2 separate regions of the Homo sapiens genome follow, and region 2 is linked to region 1. The links are chromatin loops, found by intact Hi-C in ENCODE. Cell type or tissue: B cell. All regions are shown on one strand. Links, peaks and the distances in the headings refer to the core of each region. The heading gives the core; the rest is flanking DNA.

Evidence for each region. Peaks named below come from ENCODE experiments on the same cell type or tissue, not always from the same donor. Only the 100,000 strongest peaks of a DNase experiment are listed, where the experiment ranks them.
Region 2: a loop joins it to region 1, with 11 times the contacts of the local background. A loop is called at or near these places in 11 of 110 quality-filtered maps.

What each region holds. Positions count from the first base shown.
Region 1 is chr1:64,863,040-64,865,539 of GRCh38, reverse strand. It overlaps JAK1 (Janus kinase 1), which reads left to right. Exons shown (of 25, transcript NM_002227.4): 8 at 568-753. Among named protein-coding and RNA genes, the nearest start is that of JAK1, 100 kb to the left of the region's middle. In B cell, for the core only: no CTCF peak of the experiment used is centred there; DNase peaks (open chromatin) are centred at 277 and 1,259; H3K4me3 peaks cover 1,122 bases; H3K27ac peaks cover 1,888 bases.
Region 2 is chr1:65,039,135-65,045,452 of GRCh38, reverse strand. It overlaps a transcript of JAK1 not described here. Among named protein-coding and RNA genes, the nearest start is that of MIR3671, 16 kb to the left of the region's middle. In B cell, for the core only: a CTCF peak has its summit at 3,767; a DNase peak (open chromatin) is centred at 3,832; H3K4me3 peaks cover 681 bases; H3K27ac peaks cover 1,369 bases.

The DNA.
Region 1 (2,500 bases), core at 1-2,500:
TTAACCTAGATCTCTGGTCTCCAGGGCTCATGCGACACAAAATATTTTCACTTGTGCAGATATATATTATTCAGTGTGTAGATTATTTCAAGCATGAAATTCGTGTCTTCTCTGGAAAATCCCGACTTGAGTACTGTTACAAAGTCAAGACGATTGGTGATAGGAGAAAGCTCATGTTCAGCTCAGTGGTAACTGGGAAGAGTATGTTATCTGTTTGTGTCAGAGCATGTGTAGTAGTCTGGAAGTGAGGAGACCTGAATGTAGATGCATGTCTAGTGAGCAGTGATTTCCCTTTCTGAGTTTCCGTGCACATTGCGTATTATATAGTTTAGACAGTGTGCTCATTAAGGTCTCTTCCAGATATGAAAGCCCAGGATTCCCTGATACAACCCAGTTCTTTGGTCCTAACCCTGCAGGTGCCAACTCCCCCAATCCTGCAAGTCCAGAAGAGCTGGCTTTCTCTTCCTTGGACCTAGGCCCTGCATAGGTTTCCCAGCAGCACTGACCTTTTACCAATAGAAAATGAAGAAAGCAACTTAACCCTGTCCCTTTTATGTATCTTATCAGGTTGTTTCTGTTGAAAAGGAAAAAAATAAACTGAAGCGGAAAAAACTGGAAAATAAACACAAGAAGGATGAGGAGAAAAACAAGATCCGGGAAGAGTGGAACAATTTTTCTTACTTCCCTGAAATCACTCACATTGTAATAAAGGAGTCTGTGGTCAGCATTAACAAGCAGGACAACAAGAAAATGGTAAGTTTGTCCCAGAAGCTCTTAAGTCTGGATCTGGTGATGAGAGGGAGAATTGCTGAGTTCCGTTCTGCAGCACATGATTTTCAGAGTTCCTGTCCTAAAGAGAAAACAGGATTTTCTTATTGAAGCCAAAAAGTTCCTATTACCAAGGCATTCTCAGTGTTTTAAAGTTACACCGATACATTCCAGTGCCTTTCTTTGGTCTCAGAAATGTGAATCTGCCTTAGGATTTGCTTCCCTCCCAAATACACCTCAGCATCAATATTTAATTCACAAAGCTAGTGGATTTGAAGGAAAAGAAAACCAGCGAATGTCAGTGTTTCCTCCCAAGGGTTCTGGCACGGCCTCTCTGCTGAGCTGAAGTGCAAAGCAGGAAGCCCCACGTTGCCCTCAGGCGAGCCTCGGCCACAGTGGCAGTCATCGATATGGTGTCAGGCACACCCCAGTGACTCTCGGACAGAGGAAAGGGTGTTTAATCTCACTTCCTCTTTTTTGGTATCACTTGAGGACATAATCTAAACAAGCAGGAAGTGGGAACTCTGCCAAAATAAACCTGTTTGTGTCAGGGGAAGTCACAGCCAACAACATGCAGAGAGAGCGGCTGGTGAGACAGCTAGCACTCTTAAGGTGAGTGGAGCCAACACCAGGAAAGGCCACATTCTGCCAAAATGTGGCAGATACTGTGTCACAATGATAACGCTCAGTGCTGAGGAAGAGCCTGGTGATACGGTTTAGGGCAGACAGTCACTCTCTTGTATTCAGAATAACTTGTCTTTCTGATATAACCTTTTGGAAAACAGTTTGGTAACCTGTTAAAAGCCTTGAAAATATTTATATATCCCTCTGTTCAGGAATCTAGAGAATGAATCTATCTTCCAGAAACAATGTGAGAGGCAGGTTATGGTTTATGAATAAGAATATTCATTCCAGTAGTAATTAAAGTGTCAAAATTCTGAAAATAACTTAAATATACAATAATAGGAGAATAGGAAAATAAATCACAATTTGCCTGAGAAGCAGAATATTAGAAAATCAGGTTGCTGAATTTTTTAATGACCTGGAAAAAAGGTCAGGGGAAAAAGCAGGATATAAAACTTTACCTATAGAATGGGACCAGTTTTGTTCAAAATATCAATAGGTATGCATGTATATACACATGCTCTTAGAAAAATAAATATTAACAGCTACTTATTTATGGTGGCATTATGAGTGGTTTTAATTTTCTTATTCTCCCCTCCTTTTTTTTTAAACAAAAAACTTACATTAATTTTATTAGAAAAATATAGTAAAAACAAAGTGAAGAGGGAGAAGTAGAAGAGCTCAGATGGATGTTAATGGAAAGATGCGAAATGGAGGGAGAAAAGAAGAAGTGCTGTTGATGGAGCACATCCTGGATATCAGGCCCCGTGTTATATGCTGCATCCTGGATATTAGGCCCCGTGTCATATGCTGCATCCTGGATATTAGGCCCCGTGTCATATGCTGCATCCTGGATATTAGGCCCCGTGTCATATGCTGCATCCTGGATTTTAGGCCCCGTGTCATATGCTGCATCCTGGATATTAGGCCCCCTGTCATATGCTGCATCCTGGATATTAGGCCCCGTGTCATATGCTGCATCCTGGATATTAGGCCCCGTGTTATATGCTGCATCCTGGGTATTAGGCCCCGTGTTATATGCTGCATCGTGGGTATTAGGCCCTGTGTTATATGCTGCATCCTGGGTATTAGGCCCCCTGTTATATGC
Region 2 (6,318 bases), core at 2,385-4,884, 180 kb before region 1:
TGAACTCTAACTGCCACTCTCCCAGAGGGTCTTTAGCTAGACCCTTACCCACTGTGATAGTCTCTCTTCTCCTGTCTGTCACTTCCAATCTTAGTAACTGACCAAATTACCTAAGCAGAAAAGGAGAAAAAAAAACCCTTCACTAAATTAGATAAGCATTCATTCATTCATTAGACTTGCTATATGCTTGGCTTTGGGCCAGAGATCAGCCATGGGAGCAAAGTAAGAAGTCCGCTGCAGTTATTAGAGCTCAGCTTTGATGTGGCCATCATGCCTTCTTCCTCCCCAGCTGTATGACCCAATACAAGAACTCATGGTGAGTGTGACAGGCACTGCCAAGACCCAGTCATTTAGCGGTGCTGACCGAGGACCGTGGACCCACCAGTCTTCAGACTGAGTTGACTTACTTTCTAAAACATAGGTACAGAAATTATTTATTTAGGGACCACTAGATTTGGAATGCTACCAAATCCCATTACTAGTCTATAATCACACAATATTTTTACCTGCATCATTCCATTTGTTCCAACAACCTGGTAATGTAGGCTGGGCAACAGTTCATTGTTATGTTTTACAAACAGAGAATCAAACTCAGAGAAAAGACTTGCCCAGGGCATCACAGTCTCCAAGGGTGACAGCAGGACACAGCCTGCTGGAGCTATGAATCTTGCTGTTGCACTCAGTTGTCCTCTTTTGCTTCACTCCTCTCTTGTACTGCCGCCCAAACTGCGTGTACATCTCTCCCCTTGCCGTTGGCCTGTTGGCTACAAACAGCCACCAGCTCAGCAAAAACAACAAGACCAAATTGGAACTACTCTTTCAGGCTCCACTTCCCAAGCCATCTGGTCACCCTGACTTTCCACCACACAGGTGCAGTGGTTTGCAGATTGTCATCAATCTTCACCTTCACTTAAAAGTCACGTTGACTCTCTACAGCACCAAGCTGCCATAAGCATTCTTTTTCTACAGGCAGGTACGTAGGTATTAATCCTAATGTCACACTAACCCATTTGAAAAACTTGCAACTTCATTTACTTTCTCTAAGGTAGACAATAAGCTCAGAAATTGTCCTGAAAGCCAAGGATTTCCTGTGATGGGCTCACTGAAAAACATCTGACCTAAAGCTCACTCTGCACTTTGCCAAAAAGCAGAAACAACCATCTCCACATCACCAGTTCAGGGTCCCAGCCTGCTGAGCCTCCAAACCCAGCCCCATCCATATCTCTAACCTTTGCCAACCACTAGTCTATCCTTGCTTTCTAAAATTATGTCCTTTCAAAAATGTTACGTAAATAGGGCTGGGCACAGTGGTTTACACCTGTAATCCCAGCATTTTGGGAGGCCGAGGCAGGTGGATTACCTGGGGTCAGGAGTTTGAGACCAGCCTGGCCAACACAGTGTAACCTCATCTCTTAAAAAATACAAAAATTCAGCCAGGTGCGGTGACTCACGTCTGTAATCCCAGCACTTTTGGAGGCCAAGGCGGGTGGATCACTTGAGGTCAGGAGTTCGAGACCAGCCTGGCCAACATGGTGAAACCCTATCTTTATTAAAAATACAAAAATTAGCCAGGTGTGGTGGTGGGCCCCTGTAATCCCAGCTACTTGGGAGGCTGAGGCAGGAGAATTGTTGACTCCAGGAGGCGGAGGTTGCAGTGAGCTGCGATTGTGCCACTGCACTCCAGCCTGGGCAACAGAGGGAGACTCCATCTAAACAAACAAACAAGCAAAAAAAAAAAAAAAAAAAAAAAAATTAGCCAGGTGTGGTGGTGCATGCCTGTAGTCCCAGCTACTCAGGAGGCTGAGGTGGGAGAATCACTTGAGTCTGGGAGGCAGAGGTTGCAGTGAGCCAAGATTATGCCACTCCAGTCCAGCCTGGGCAACAGAGCAAGACTTTGTCTCAAAAACAAAAAACAAAAACAAACTATATATATATATAATCATATGCTATGTAACATTTTGGAATTGGCTTTTTTTCAATGTAGAATAACTCCCTGGAGATTCATCCAAATTGTGGTATAGGTTTTTGTTTTTATTATCTGAAGTCTATACATTTAAAAAAGTTTTTCTATTGAGTTTGTTTTATTATTAATGAAAATCTGTAACCAAGGTTATTGAAAGTAGGTGCCACTTCCTAGCTAGGAGACCTTGTGGATTACTTCATATCTCTGAGACTCCATCTCCTCACCTTTAGAATAGGCATAAAAATTAGGACTTTATATTATATTCCCCTTATTAATGGAGGCTAATTACAAAGATGCAATACCATGTCTTCTTTAGTCACAGAGTAACTCCAAGTCCTCATATTTCTGCGATTGGGATAAACAGCAGGTCTCATGCACTGTTTTGAGTGAAAAACATTAGATTCCATGATCTACTTTTTCTGAGACCACCTGTCATTCATATTGTCCTGCAGAAAGGATCTGATTGGGTTGGTTTGTCATTTCCAACATAGAGAACCTGTAATGGGCCCACACCAAACTCCTTGAAAGGTGTTTTCCTCTCTGTGGTTCTCTTGCAGAAGCACTAGGAGAATCTTTACACTTCTCTCTCTGGCCATCAGTCAGAACAAACTGAAGCCGGAGCTTGCCTTGGAGGTGATGCCCATGCGATAGAGGTGTTCTGGCTGAGGCTGATGACCACCTAGCAGATAGGGACTAAAAGCAGAAAAGCAGAGAGTTGAACTCATCCTCAGTTTAGTTCTCTGTAGACCAAGAACAGAAGTTATTTTATCAAACATAGTAAAAAATGAAAAGTCCCCGTTGAGTCAGTGCTCTCAGAAGAGGACTCTGGATTTGACAGGTACCTAGTACTTACTGGACCCGCATCAAAGACAGCTATTCCATAAGGTTGTTATAAGGAGAAAATTCAGTGGCCAGGACAACCTTCGGCCAACTCTAAAGCCCTATATGAAACACCAGTTATTTCACCAAGTCACCTGATGTAACATGAATTCAGTCTTCTCTATGCTTTTTGTGTATGAGCAACTGTAAAAAGAAATTTCTGGGGTGTGTTTGTGTGTGTGTGTGTGTGTGTGTGTGTGTGTTAAATAAGAGTGCCTGGTTTTTCATAACTAAGACTAAGAAAATGAAAAGTATATACAGTTGTCCTTCAGTATCTGAGGGAGATTGGTTCAGGATTCCCTCAGGTAGCAAAATCTATGGAAGCTGAAGTTCCTGATAATAAACGGGATAATATTTGCATTTACCCCATGCACATCCTCTCGTATACTTTCAATCATCTCTAGACTGCCTCTAATACCTAATACAATGTAAATGCTATGTAAATAGTTGTTATACTGTACTGCTTTAAAATTCGTTATTTTTTATTCTTATAGTGTTTTCTGTTTTGAGGGTTTTTTTGTTTTGTTTTTCTTTTCCAGATTTTTTTGTTTTGTTTTGTTTTGTTTTGAGACAGAGTTTTGCTCTTCTTGCCCAGGCTGGAGTGCAGTGGTGAGATCTCTGCTCACTGCAACCTCCGCCTCCTGGATTCAAGTGATTCTCCTGCCTCAGCCTCCCAAGTAGTAGCTGCGATTATAGGCATCTGCCAACATGCCTGGCTAATTTTTTGTATTTTTGCTAGAGACGGGGTTTTACCATGTTGGCCAGGCTGGTCTAGAACTCCTGAACTCAGGTGATCCACCCACCTTGGCCTCCCAAAGTGCTGGGATTACAGGCGTGAGCCACCGTGCCCAGCCCAGATATTTTTGATCCATGGCTGGTTGAATCTTCAGATGGGAGGACCAACTGTATGTATATATAGTATAAGTATTTGCTTGTGTTTCTGAAAGGAGACAGTAGAGTTCAGTACAGAGCTGGAAACTAGCGCCCCATGGTTCCTGTGAAATGTCTGTGTACAGGAACATACAGAATCAGATGATCGCTTCTGTGTTTGCTATGATAAGGGTTACACAGAGGCCATCAGGTAGGAGACGACACAGAGAGCACAGGTTGGAGCACAGGTGGGTCGCTAGGCATATCCAGGGTCCTGGGCTGATACAGTATCTAAAACAGAAAACATCCAGTGCTTACGGGGTACTGGCTCTTTCCTCAGACTCCACATTTGAGATGCAGAGGAACTAAAACTCCATCTTTGTGTATGTAGCAAGTTTTCCCCTTTCAGCTTTGAAAATGAAAGTTTGTTTTAGGTCAGGTTCAGCCTGGGGAAATGAGAAAATCACCCACTGGGATGAGCCCTTCCCCCTTCAACACTGTAAATAGCTTTTTCCACTTGGCGCGGTCTCCTCGCCACGGTAATAAGGAGCTCTTGCTGGCTGCTCCGACCCGTGCGACAGCCAGGCCTTCAGGAGGTCTGGTGTCCCTGCACTTTGTGGTCTCTGAGCAGTCCAGCTCTGCCTGCCATCAGTTTGGGCACTTGACATTTCAGGAAATCCTGAGCCCAGATTGCAGGCCCTCTTTTTCCGTGATGATACCCACTACATTGAAATGATGGATCTGTGATAGCAACAGGAGCGATGATATACATCTTTGTATATCCCTGCCCTCCCCAGACCCCAAGTCCTATATAAAAACTTCACTTCCTGGGCTTCCTTTACCCCACCCCAATATTTGCCATGTTTTCTTGTGTTTCATGATTTTTCTGTCAGCTCCTCTGAAATGTGAGGTCCTTCAAAGCAGGACTATGTTTTTTTTCGTGGTATCCCTTGCCCCTCGCAAAATGCCTAGGACATAATAGGTGTTCTATAAATGTTTGTTGAATGAATACAGAAAAACCAGAGCGCCACTATGGGTAGGTGAGTGGGATGGGGAAGGCCCTGAAATCCAGAGCACAGGGGGACCTGGGCATGTGTGTGTATGTGAGGGCTGAGTAGGGAGATTGTTGTGGACAGAATAATGGTCCGTAGAATAAAGGTCCACATTCTGATCCCTGGAACCTGAGAACACGTTATGTTAAATGCCAGAGGGAATTCTGGTTGCAGATGGAATGAAGGTTGCTCATCCCGATTGTAAGGTCGAGAGATTACTATGGATTACCCAGGTGGGTCAGGGTAATCACAGGGTTCTTACAAGTGGGAAGCAGGAGAGTCGGAGAAGATGTGATGACAGAAGCACAGGCTGGAGTGAAGTGGCCTCGAGCCACAGAAGGCAGGTGGCCTCTAGACGATAGAAAGGTCAAGGAACAGATTCTTTCCAGAGCCTCCAGAAGGAAAGCATCTGTGCTAGCACCTTGATGTTAGCCCTTTGAGGCCCAATTTCAGACTTCTTTTTTTTTTTTTTGGAGACAGGGTCTTGCTCTAGTTGCCCAGGCTGGAGTGTGGTGGGGCAATCTTGGCTCACTACAACCTCCACCTCCTAATTTCAAGGGATTCTCCTGCCTCAGCCTCCCGAGTAGCTGGGATTATAGGTGCCCACCACCATGTCTGGCTAATTTTTATATTTTTTGTAGAGACAGGGTTTTGCCATGTTGGCCAGGCTGGTCTTGAACTCCTGACCTCAGGTGATCCACCCGCTGCAGCCTCCCAAAGTGCTGGGATTACAGGTGTAAGCCACTGTGCCTCTTCGCATTTCAGACTTTTGACCTTAAAAACAACTTGTGTTGTTTTTAAGACACTAAGTTTGTGGTAGTTTCTTACAGCAGCTATTGGAAACTAATACAGAGGCTAAGCCTAGGGGAATGGGGGGAATCCTCAGGAAGGAACCAAATAGAACACATAACCCTGGAAAAGGCAATGGCTGTGTCGGAGAAGCTCAGTCAGCATCCAAAAATACCTTTCCTGCTGAATCACCCTAGATCAAAAGTCATTGACAGTAAGATCACCACTGGTACGCAGCTCAATGTGTGTTGCCTTTAGTGTCCCCAAATAGTGTGAATACCTCTAATAATTTGAGAGAAGCCATAGTAGAATATAGTGTAAAAGAGTCAGTCAAACCTGGGTTTGAGTTTCTTTCTGCCACCTATTGACTGTAGTAGCTTACAAATGATGTAACCTCTCGAAGCCACAGTTTACTTATCTGTAAACTGAAGATAAATCTGTTTCTTAACTAGAAAGATGGTGGTGAGGACTAAATAACACATATAATGTATTTAACATAATGCCTGCCATATAGGAAACATTGGATAAGCATTATCTATTACTAAAAACATACATACTAGGAACTTTTATAACAAGGTTGTTTGAGTTATCTCTATACTCCACACTGACTCAATCATATCTAGAGTCTGTAGTGAGTTGTGGGAACAAAGAGAGCAACTGGCATGGTCAAAAGGATGTCTAGGTTGGCAGTGGTGGCACACCTGGCCCCCTTGCATTTTCATAGGACTTTTACTGTTCAAAACACTTTCCCATCTATTATCTCAA